Linked DNA regions of Homo sapiens: region 2 is linked to region 1. Evidence: chromatin contacts called from ENCODE Hi-C data. All regions are on one chromosome and are shown on one strand. The core of a region is the stretch at or near the end of the contact, and the rest is flanking DNA. Distances in the headings are between cores, read along the strand shown. Region 1 has its middle 33 kb from the start of RAB14. Region 2 overlaps GSN (gelsolin).

What was found. Hi-C counts contacts between places; a loop is a spot of excess contacts on that map. Pooled maps may share reads with other maps.
Region 2: a map of HepG2 shows a loop between it and region 1 (9-fold over the local background). The contact joins two enhancer-like sites. A Hi-C loop is called at or near these places in 14 of 168 maps with a recorded cell type or tissue (HepG2, aorta, heart left ventricle and 5 more) and 1 of 50 pooled maps.

Annotation. Positions count from the first base shown.
Region 1 is chr9:121,232,342-121,237,106 of GRCh38, reverse strand. It overlaps a transcript of GSN not described here. Among named protein-coding and RNA genes, the nearest start is that of RAB14, 33 kb to the right of the region's middle. Within about 2 kb of position 2,731, at least 4 of the 41 ENCODE cell types and tissues checked have a DNase peak (open chromatin) inside an H3K27ac peak, as active enhancers do.
Region 2 is chr9:121,303,396-121,308,160 of GRCh38, reverse strand. All of the region lies in intron 4 of GSN (gelsolin), which reads right to left. Among named protein-coding and RNA genes, the nearest start is that of GSN-AS1, 20 kb to the right of the region's middle. Within about 2 kb of position 2,385, at least 13 of the 41 ENCODE cell types and tissues checked have a DNase peak (open chromatin) inside an H3K27ac peak, as active enhancers do.

The sequences.
Region 1 (4,765 bases), core at 1,482-3,981:
ATAGCAGTGAAAAGCCTTGTCTTTGGTGACCTTTACTGAGTTTCCATGCAGAAGAATCACATGACTAAAATCATTAATAGAGTGGTTGCTTGGGGTACAACAAAAGAAGAAAGAAAAACCTATAGCCATTCTACATTCTGACATGTGAACAGTGGTTTAAGTTTCTAAAGTGTTTACCAGATGCTGAAGGCAAGGTGAGAAGCAAAGGCTCTCATGTTTGTGGATATTTTAATCTCTGTTAGGAAGCAGCCTTTGGAAAATCCCTGATTTGGTTCTGCTTTCGGACCTACCTCTGCCTTTTCAGGGTAATGTTGTGGCACAGGTGGTGGCACTTAGAAGTTTTGGAGTTTTATTCCTGCTCCTTCCTGATGCAAGCCCTGAGCTGTCTTCTATGCAGTTGTGCCTTATTGACTGTTTGGTCTCTCTGTTCTTTGTTACTCAGGTGCAATAGCAACTTCCCTACTCCATGCATTCTACCTTTCAAATTGTGTAAATTTCTTTTCTTTTTTTCTCTTAGGGTGTAGGGTACGGGGGAAGTCAGTATAATTTTAATGTAGAAAATGTGATATTTGGATATAAATGAAAATACATGTTGGCCGGGCATGGTGGCTCATGCCTGTAATCCAGGCACTTTGGGAGGCTGAGGCGGGCAGATCACGAGGTCAGGAGTTCGAGACCAGCCAACGTGGTGAAACCCTGTCTCTATTAAAAATACAAAAATTTGCCGGCCGTGGTAGCGTGTATCAGTAGTCCCAGCTACTTGGGAGGCTGAGGCAGGAGAATTGCTTGAACCCAGAAGGTGGAGGCTGCAGTAAGCCGAGATCGCACCACTGCACTCCAGCCTAGGCAACACAGCAAGACTCTGTCTTGGGGAAAAAACAAACAAACAAACAACAATAACAACAACATGTTAAATAATGGAAAAAGAAAAAAAAGAGAGAATTAGAGTGAGGCAGCCACAAACCAAGAAACACCTGTGGCTGCCAGGTGCTAGGAGTGCGGTCTGGAGAACAGCTCCTTCCATTGCCTCTTCAGAGGGAATGTGGTCCTGTGGACACCTTGATTTCAGATTTCAGGCATCCAGAGTGTGAGACAATACATTTCTGTTGTTTTAAGCCACCCAGTTCATGATACTTTGTTATGGCAGTCCTAGAAAACTCATTCAGACCCTCAAGGAAATAAGAGCTATTTGGAATATGTGGCCGAGACTGCTAGGTGTTCACCAAAAGGCTTTCCATTCTACTTTTTTGCCTAAGTATAATAGGAGCCAGGCACATGGCTGTCCCCCTAGACTGTCTTTGCCAGCCTTGCTTGTGTTTAGGGTGGCCAGGTGCCTGAATTCTCACCAGGGGAATGAAGTGGGAGTCACGTGTCATTTCCGGGCCTGGGTTCTAAGATAACCAGCAAGCTTTCTCCACTGTCTTCTTTCCCACCAGCCAGAACCCAGCTGCACCGATGCAGAAGAGAACACTGCCCTGGGGAAGAATGAGCGACAAAGAACCAAAGCTGCCCTTCTGCTCTGGGCCACTCACCTCAAGGGGAAATAGGCTACTCTAGTTTGCCTTTTTATTACAGGAGCTTAGCTTTTCCTCCAAGTGATCCATGATTCTTGAGCTGGACAGGGAGAGAGGCACTGAGAATCCTAATTGTCTTCCAGAATAGGAACGACCAGCCCTTGGAAGACAGTGGCTAAGCACATAATCTCTTTGGGTAATCTGGGACTTTGGACAAGCTGAAGCTAAAATTCTCAGCCACCTAAAAGGGAGATGAAAGATGTGGAAACCAGTAGGGTGGCTGCTTCTGAAAGCATCAGGTATCTTGATTTAGGATAAGGACAAGCTCACGTCTTGAGATGTTTGCCACAAGGCACAAAGTGAAACTCACGACTTTTCTCTGGCCAGATGGAAACTGTTCACTGGGGCCATGGGTGCGAGATTGCTAAAGCCAAACTCGGATTCGGGGAGTTGCTGAATTTCAGTGACAGCCAACGGCATGACTTTGCCAGGTTTCCTTTAGGAAAGGATGGTGATATCTGGGGCTTGCGAGAGAACTTGGAGAATTCCTACCCACTAACCATCTTGGTCTGCAGCCTTTCCTCTGCGCCTCCCTCTCATGGAGAAGGAAGGAAGCTAACACTCTTCCTTCTGCCCCACACCTCCCTGTTTCTCAGCTGGGAACTAACTCCATCTGGAACAGCCAAATTGTTCTCATGGCAATGTCCTACATTTATTTATTTAACTATTTAATTTATTTGTTTAGAGACGGGGTCTCACACTGTTGCTCAGTCTAGTGTATGGTGATGCAATCATAGCTCACTGCAGACTTTAACTCCTGGGCTTAAGCGATCTTCCAGCCTTGGCCTCCCAAAGTGCTCGGATTACAGGTATGAGGCACCATGCCCAACCCTACATTTATTTTTTATCTGGATTTGCTTTCCCTGCCCTTCGTGCCTCCACCAGCACCACAGCCTGAGGGCTTATAGAAGCTTTTACCTAGTCATCGTATGTCACACGATGCTCCCTCTTATCAAGGAATTCACTTCATGGCAAAAGTGGCAGTGACTTAAGGCCTGTGGGATTCACTCTTCACCTAACAGACCCCACCCATGACCCAGGAGCAGCTGGCTCCTATAGCACAGTAGAATGGCCTTGTGGAGGCTCACAGTGCCCATGGGGAGATAACTGCTTGCTCCCCTCCGGAAGGGATCGGTGCTGTGAGTCAGCATCCCATATGTGATGCCATTTCCTGTGTCTCTCTATTACTTTTCAAGATGTAGCAGTGAGGCAGGCACTGCAAAGTGTCTCCCAATAGCCTTTCTTACTAGAAGTAGTAGAATTTAGAGCTGGGTGCATGGCCACCCAAAATCAAGATACCATTTTCCAGTCTCCCTTGCAGCTAGGCACGGCCGTGAGATACATATTAACCAATGGAATACAAGAAGAAGCCACATGTGGTGGCTTTAAATAACCTTCTACAGGAGAAAGCACCCTTTGTGTTTGCATCCCTTCCTCTGTCCTATTGCCTGAAGTGTCATCTTGACCCACGAGGCTTAGGTCATGCATTGCATAAAAAAAGCATAAAGAACCAGGGTCCCTGACATCTTAGAGCACTATTCCAGTCTGGATCACTTACCCAGACTTTTGTGAGAGAAAGAAACTTTCGATTTGTTCAAGGCATTATTGTCTGGGGTTTTCTGTTGCTCAGTGAAGGCAAACTGAATTCCAATCGAAACAATTGCTTCAGGAACGAAGGGGTGGAATTGCTCAAGGTGACACCTAACATCTGCTCTCCAAATGTTAGACTTCCTGTCCTGAGACTCTAGGCCTTGCTAGCTATAGGTTTTAGGGTCTCTTTTGGCTATCTGTTGCTGTACAACAAACCACTCCAAAACTTTGTGGCTTTAAATAGTAAAATATTGTTATCTCTCATGGTTCTATGAGTTGGCTGGGCTCAGCTCAGTGGTTCTTGCTTGGAGTCTCTTACGAGGTTGCAGCCAGTTGCTAGGTGGGGTTGGAACCATCTGAAGGTTTAACTGGACTGGACATCAAAGATGGCATCTTTATTTGACCTCCTGTGCCTCAGTGGTCTTATTCTGTGTGCCTGGCAGAATAGCCTGGATATTTATTTATTTATTTATTTATTTAGATGGAGTCTCGCTCTGTCACCCAGGCTAGAGTGCAGTGGCGTGATCTCAGCTCACTGCAACCTCCACCTCCTGGGTTCAAGAGATTCTCCTGCCTCAGCCTCCTGAATAGCTGGGATTACAGGTGCATGCTACCACGCCCGACTAATTTTTTGTATTTTTAGTAGAGACGGGGTTTCACCATGTTAATCAGGCTGGTCTTGAACTCCTGACCTTGTGATCCACCTGCCTCAGTCTCCCTAAGTATTGGGATTACAGGCATGAGCCACCGCGCCTGGCTTGCCTGGACTTCTTATGTGGCAGCTCTGGGCTCCAAGAGGGAGGAAGAGGAGGTTGTTAGTCTTATTAAAGGCCTACCTCAGAGCTGACAGAGAGCATCACTTCTACCACATATTGTTGGTTAAGCAGTCTCAGGCCAACCCAGTATTCAAGGGCTGAGGAAACACATTTCACCTCTCAACAGAGAAGTGATAGGGAATTTGTAGCCGTCTTTAATCCACCACAAAGCCCAAGGGATGAAAACTTCTATCAGGGGACTCAACAATGGTTCCTCTGAATTGTAAGCTGAGAGTGCCATCGAGCCACTTTGTCTCCTCAGCCACAAAGCAAACATCAAGGAAAGCGGAGGTTCTTGAAAGGAAGTACCCATGAGTCTCTACTTCTATGATCCATGGAGTTTTGGTTTCCGGCCTGCCTGAGACCTAACTGTTGCCTTTCCTTTGGCAGAGTTCTTCCAATCAATTTCACAAACACAAATACTTTTTATTTTCTTGGCTCAGGATAGCAAGATTGAATAAGCTCCATAGATCTGCTGTACAATATTACATCTATAGTCGATGATACCATATCGTACACTTGAAAATTTGTTAAATGGGTAGTCCTCATGTTACGTGTTCTAATCACAATAAAATATATTTTTTAAAAAGGTTGCAAAATTGGAGTCTGCCCCTTAACTGATACGTTCATCCCTATCATGCATACACACATGGCTTTTTACTTATGTAACTCTGCCAAGAGTGCCTGAGGCTGTGAAAAAGGGATAACTGACTAACCAGCCCCACCAGATAAATCAGAAGCCTGGCTTTAATCTATACAGACTAATAATTTTTGCAATCATAGTGA
Region 2 (4,765 bases), core at 1,136-3,635, 71 kb before region 1:
CTTCAAGGGAGCTGTGGGTTGGCCACACTATGACTGACCTCGGTGTGGAGCAAGGGGTAAGACTGTGACTTCTGCTCCTGAATTTGCTGCCCAAAACTGGGAAGCAAGACAGTAAATTTTTCCATCATCAGGAAGGAGTGAGTTGGGACTCTGGGGTGAGGGACTGACCAGCTGCAGTCACAACTGCAGTCACAACTGAGGGGGTCCGAAGGCTGGATGGCCGTGAGGCCTGGGATTGGAGAGCCAGGCAGAGTGCAAAGGACATAGGTCAGGGCAATGCAGGGGAAGCGCAGAAAGGCAGGGGAAGCGCAGAAAGACAGGAGGGTTCTGAGACCGATGTAACCAAGCCTGCCCAGAGCAAGTGAGGAAGAACCGCCAGGGAAGAAAATGCAACAACCTGCGCTCACCTGTGCTCAGCTGTGCTTACCTGAAACAAGCACAGTGGCTGCCACTTACCGAGCTTTGCCAAAGCTGGGGCACCTGCTTTAAGTGCATGCAATGAAGTCCTGACCACAAGCCCCTGATGCAGGAACTATTAATAATTTTCCCACTTCAAAGGCAAGGAAACTGAGATTCAAAGAGATTAAGCATTGTGTCCAGAGCCCAGTGCTGGGCGGCAGTGCTGGGTTCTATCCCCAAGATCCCCCTTCCAGGGACCCAGCTTCATTCAACTGTCAGCCTAGGAACTCCTGACCAGGGGACTTCATTCACCTGGACATAATGAGAGAGTGGATGTGCAAACCTTTTCCAAAAGGTGCTAGAAGGACTCACTGTTTCTATTGATTCCTCGGAGACAAGGAAATGGGGGGAAAGAAAAAATTTTTACCCCTCTAAATATTTTACTTGTTGAAGTATGCCTTTCATTTTTGTTATTAAAATCTTTACCCTATTTTTTAAAAAGGAAAAGGGTTGCTTCATGTCATAAATCTCACTTCTTAAAAATTCTCTGTATTTATTTATAAAATAATTCTTTTTTTTTTGAGACAGAGTCTCGTTCCATCGCCCAGGCTGGAATGCAGTGGTACGATCTCGGCTCACTGCAACCTCTGCCTCCCAGATTCAAGTGATTCTCCTGCCTCAGCCTCCTGAGTCGCTGAGATTACGGGCACCCGCCACCACGCCCGGCTAATTTTTGTATTTTTAGTAGAGACAGGGTTTCACCATGTTGGCCAGGCAGGTCTTGAACTCCTGACCTCAAATGATCCACCCATCTCGGCCTCCCAAAGTGTTGGGATTACAAGTGTGAGCCACCGCACCCGGCCTTATAACATAACTCTTGATGTTGAATTATTGCAGCCATGAGCTGCCTGATTAATTAACTCCTCTAATTTTACTGGTCTAGGGAATTAGAATTGGAAAGATTAATTAACAAAAATAAATTAAAGCAAGCTCTTAGAAGACATTAGTGGATCTACAAGGGCAGGGGAAAGAAGTTTTTTGAAGTTTTTCCTGTTTTTGACTATCATCTTTAGCACTGATTGCTGCTTTCTGTGGTCTAATCATTAGGTGAGCAAGATTGGCATCAAATTATTTGAACAAAATTCTACAGGATAAATTGTTTTAAAAGCCATTTTCCAAATTAAAGTGATTACATATATATGTGTCTGTCTACCTATATACGTTCAGAGAGACAGAAAGAAATTAGCCACTATATATCTCCAAGGGGAGAATCATGTTGGGAGGGCTTTTATTTTCTGGAACCTATATTTCTGTAATGTTTGACATTTTACAATAAGCTTATATTGCTCTTGTAGTCAGAAGAAGGGGGAAAAGAAGCAATGAAGATTTACATGAAAACAAAAGTTAAACTGTTTCTAAAACAAAGAAAAATGAATTGATCAGGCTTGGGCCCCTCCACCCTCTAAACTCAGAGCTCCTTATCTAAGGAATAGGAGAGAGGGAGGACAGAAAGGTTCCAGTGATTCTATGGGTTCCCAATTGTGTTCCTCAGGTCCAAGGGCTCCTAGGTCTCTGCCTAGCCCAGATTCCATTTGAACAATGGGTTTCAAATAACCCAGCCCCACGGGGTCTCCAGGATTCAGTCCAAAAATGGGGGTCTGCGGAGTGGGAGGAGGAGGGGCGGGGAATCAAGGGATTCTGAACTCTCTTGCAGGGCAGTGATCTAAGGATTTGGGGGTCATAGAACAAGAGGGCCAAGCCCCATGTCAGCCCTTTCTAGTGGCTTGCTGTCCCCTCCCTGCCCCTTCTCACACTCCGAGGACAGAATTGGCTCAGAGGAAGAGGCTTTCACAGGAACAAGTCTTGCATAACAAGCCCTGCTCCTCCGGGATCTATAATTGATGAGGGCGCCGGGGCGAGAACCTTGGGCTGGACCTGCCAAGTGCGGGGGCAGACTGAGGACTTACAGAAGGTGGTAAACAAGACCAGCCCTGGGCCTCCCATTCACACCAGGAGCCAGCGCCTTTCAGGACAGAAGCCCCAAATCTGGGCCCAGCTGGAGCTTTCCTCGAGTGTGATCCAAGAACATCCTGGAAAATCATCGGGGGGCCGGGGAACCTGGCTATCCAAGTAGATCCCAGGCCATATCCGAGCGAGGATCAAAGATCAGGGAGCCTCCAAATGTCTACTCTGAACCAGGTCTGTGCTAGGCCCTTCACACCTGGGTTTGCACACTAGTCCAATCACTTACTAGCTGTGTGACCTTGGAAAAGTTGCTTAACATCTCTGTGCCTTAGTAGCCTCATTTATAAAATGGTGCTAACAGATACCCTACCTGTTAGGGTAAAATGAGTTAAATGAGTAAAGCACCCAGAAGAGTCCCTGACACACAGAAAGTAATAGATAAGTGTTCAATGACAAGCACCTTTTACTAGCTGTGTGAACTTAGGCAAGTTAGTTTGCTCCTCTGAGCCTCAGCTTCCTCGTCTATGAAATGGAGCATTACCATCCACCCTAAAGGCTACAGTGAGAATTAAATGAGATCTTGTAGTCAAGGCTTAACACACGGTAAGGGTTATTATCATCCTTGTTTATTCCTAAAAATCCGGGAGCCTATGACCTGCTCTGCAACATTCTCTGACCTGGAAAATCACCCTTTCTGTGTATATGAGAACTCTCATATTTGTAACCATGTTAGACTGTCAGGTTATGCCCTAAGAAACAGTGACTAGGACAAGATAGATTAGCAAACACCTACTCATCTATCTCATCCCTGAACCCCTCTCAGAGCTGAGCACTCCCTGGGATCCCACATCACCCCACCTGGAGGCAATGGATTAACTCTTCGTGAGCCTGCCAGTCTCCCCAACTCCTCAGAACACTCTCAAGGGCAGGGACCCACCTTCTTCACTTGGGCACCCCAGCACCCATCACAGGGCCTGGCAGAGTTAAGGGAACACAATCCTGGTTTGAATATAGTTATGTGACCTCTCTGAGCCTCCAGTCTCATCTGTAAAATGGAATGGGAATTACTTACCTCCCAGGACAGTTGTGAGGCTGAAACGAGATAACCTACATTCCCAGTACCATATCTGCCATAGTGTAGCAACAATGAGCTGGTGCTGCTGTTATTGAGGCTCAGTAAATATTTGCTGAATGAATGATGAATGGAGGATGATTGAGAACACCCGCCCAAAGATACAAGACTTGCCCAAAGTCTCACAGCAGTTACAGAAGGTAGCCTTCCAACCTGAATCCCAATCTCTGTGATTCCTGGGCAAGTGTTCGTTCCATTTCTTGCTCCAGAAGTTGCAAAAAGACCTGGTCCTTCTCCAGCTCAGGGGACTGGCTCCCAAACTTCTCACCTCTCCTTCTGCAAGGTATCAAGGCCCCAGAAAGGGCTGTGGGAAGAAGGCAGAGCTGGACACCTCAGCAGGAGGAGCTCAGTGCAAGGGCACAAGGGGCTCCAGGGAATCCAGCCCAGCCCTGCCCAGCCCTGGACTGTGAGTTCCCAGGACACACCCTGCCCATTGCTATCTGAGTCTCACTGGCACTTTCCCATCATTCAATCTCTTATGCCTCACCAGGGCAGACAAGGTCACCACTCCATTGACATAGATGATCCTGAGGTCCAGAGAGGAACAGTGACTTCTCTAAGGTCACACAGCACATCAGCAGCACAGACAGGCTTGGACCCTACCCTAGGACCCTGGTCATTAGAGGTATGTTGGTTTAGTGGAAAGAATGCTAAGAGTCAGAACATCTGGGTTCTAGTCCTGGGTCTGGCACCAATTCGCTGTGTGACTCTGGGCCAATTGCTTAAGACTTTCTGTGTCTCAGTTCCCCTTCTCCCCTGGTAAAATGAGATTTGGACTCTGACATTAAGGCCCACCTGGCTGTGAAAGCCTGTGATCCCCTTCTCTATCCTGACCAAGGAAAACCCCAGCTTTGTAAAACTACAGTGTTTCCATAGCCCTTCCAGATGGCCAAGCCCCACGCAAGGCATTTCCCAGCCACCCCCACACCAAATCCTCTCCCAGCCCTGTAGGGCAGGTACAACTGGCTCTCAGGTAACCAGAGAGGAAAGGGAGGCTCAAGGAGGTCAAGTGGCTTGCAGGAAGTCACCAGCATATTAGGGTGCAGCCTCTTGGAGCTCCCAGTTTGGCCTTGCTCTGCCCCACCTGGCTAGGAGCTTGGGAAAAGAGCTCTGTCTTGATCCAGACTCTGAAGAGTTCAAGTTCAAAGGGGATTCTAGTGAACAGAAAGAGGGATGTGACTAACAATGCCCTATTAAATACTTAACACGGGGCCCTCTGTTGGCAAGGCCTTAAGAATTAAGGGGTACCAGAACAGGACTAGGCCAAAG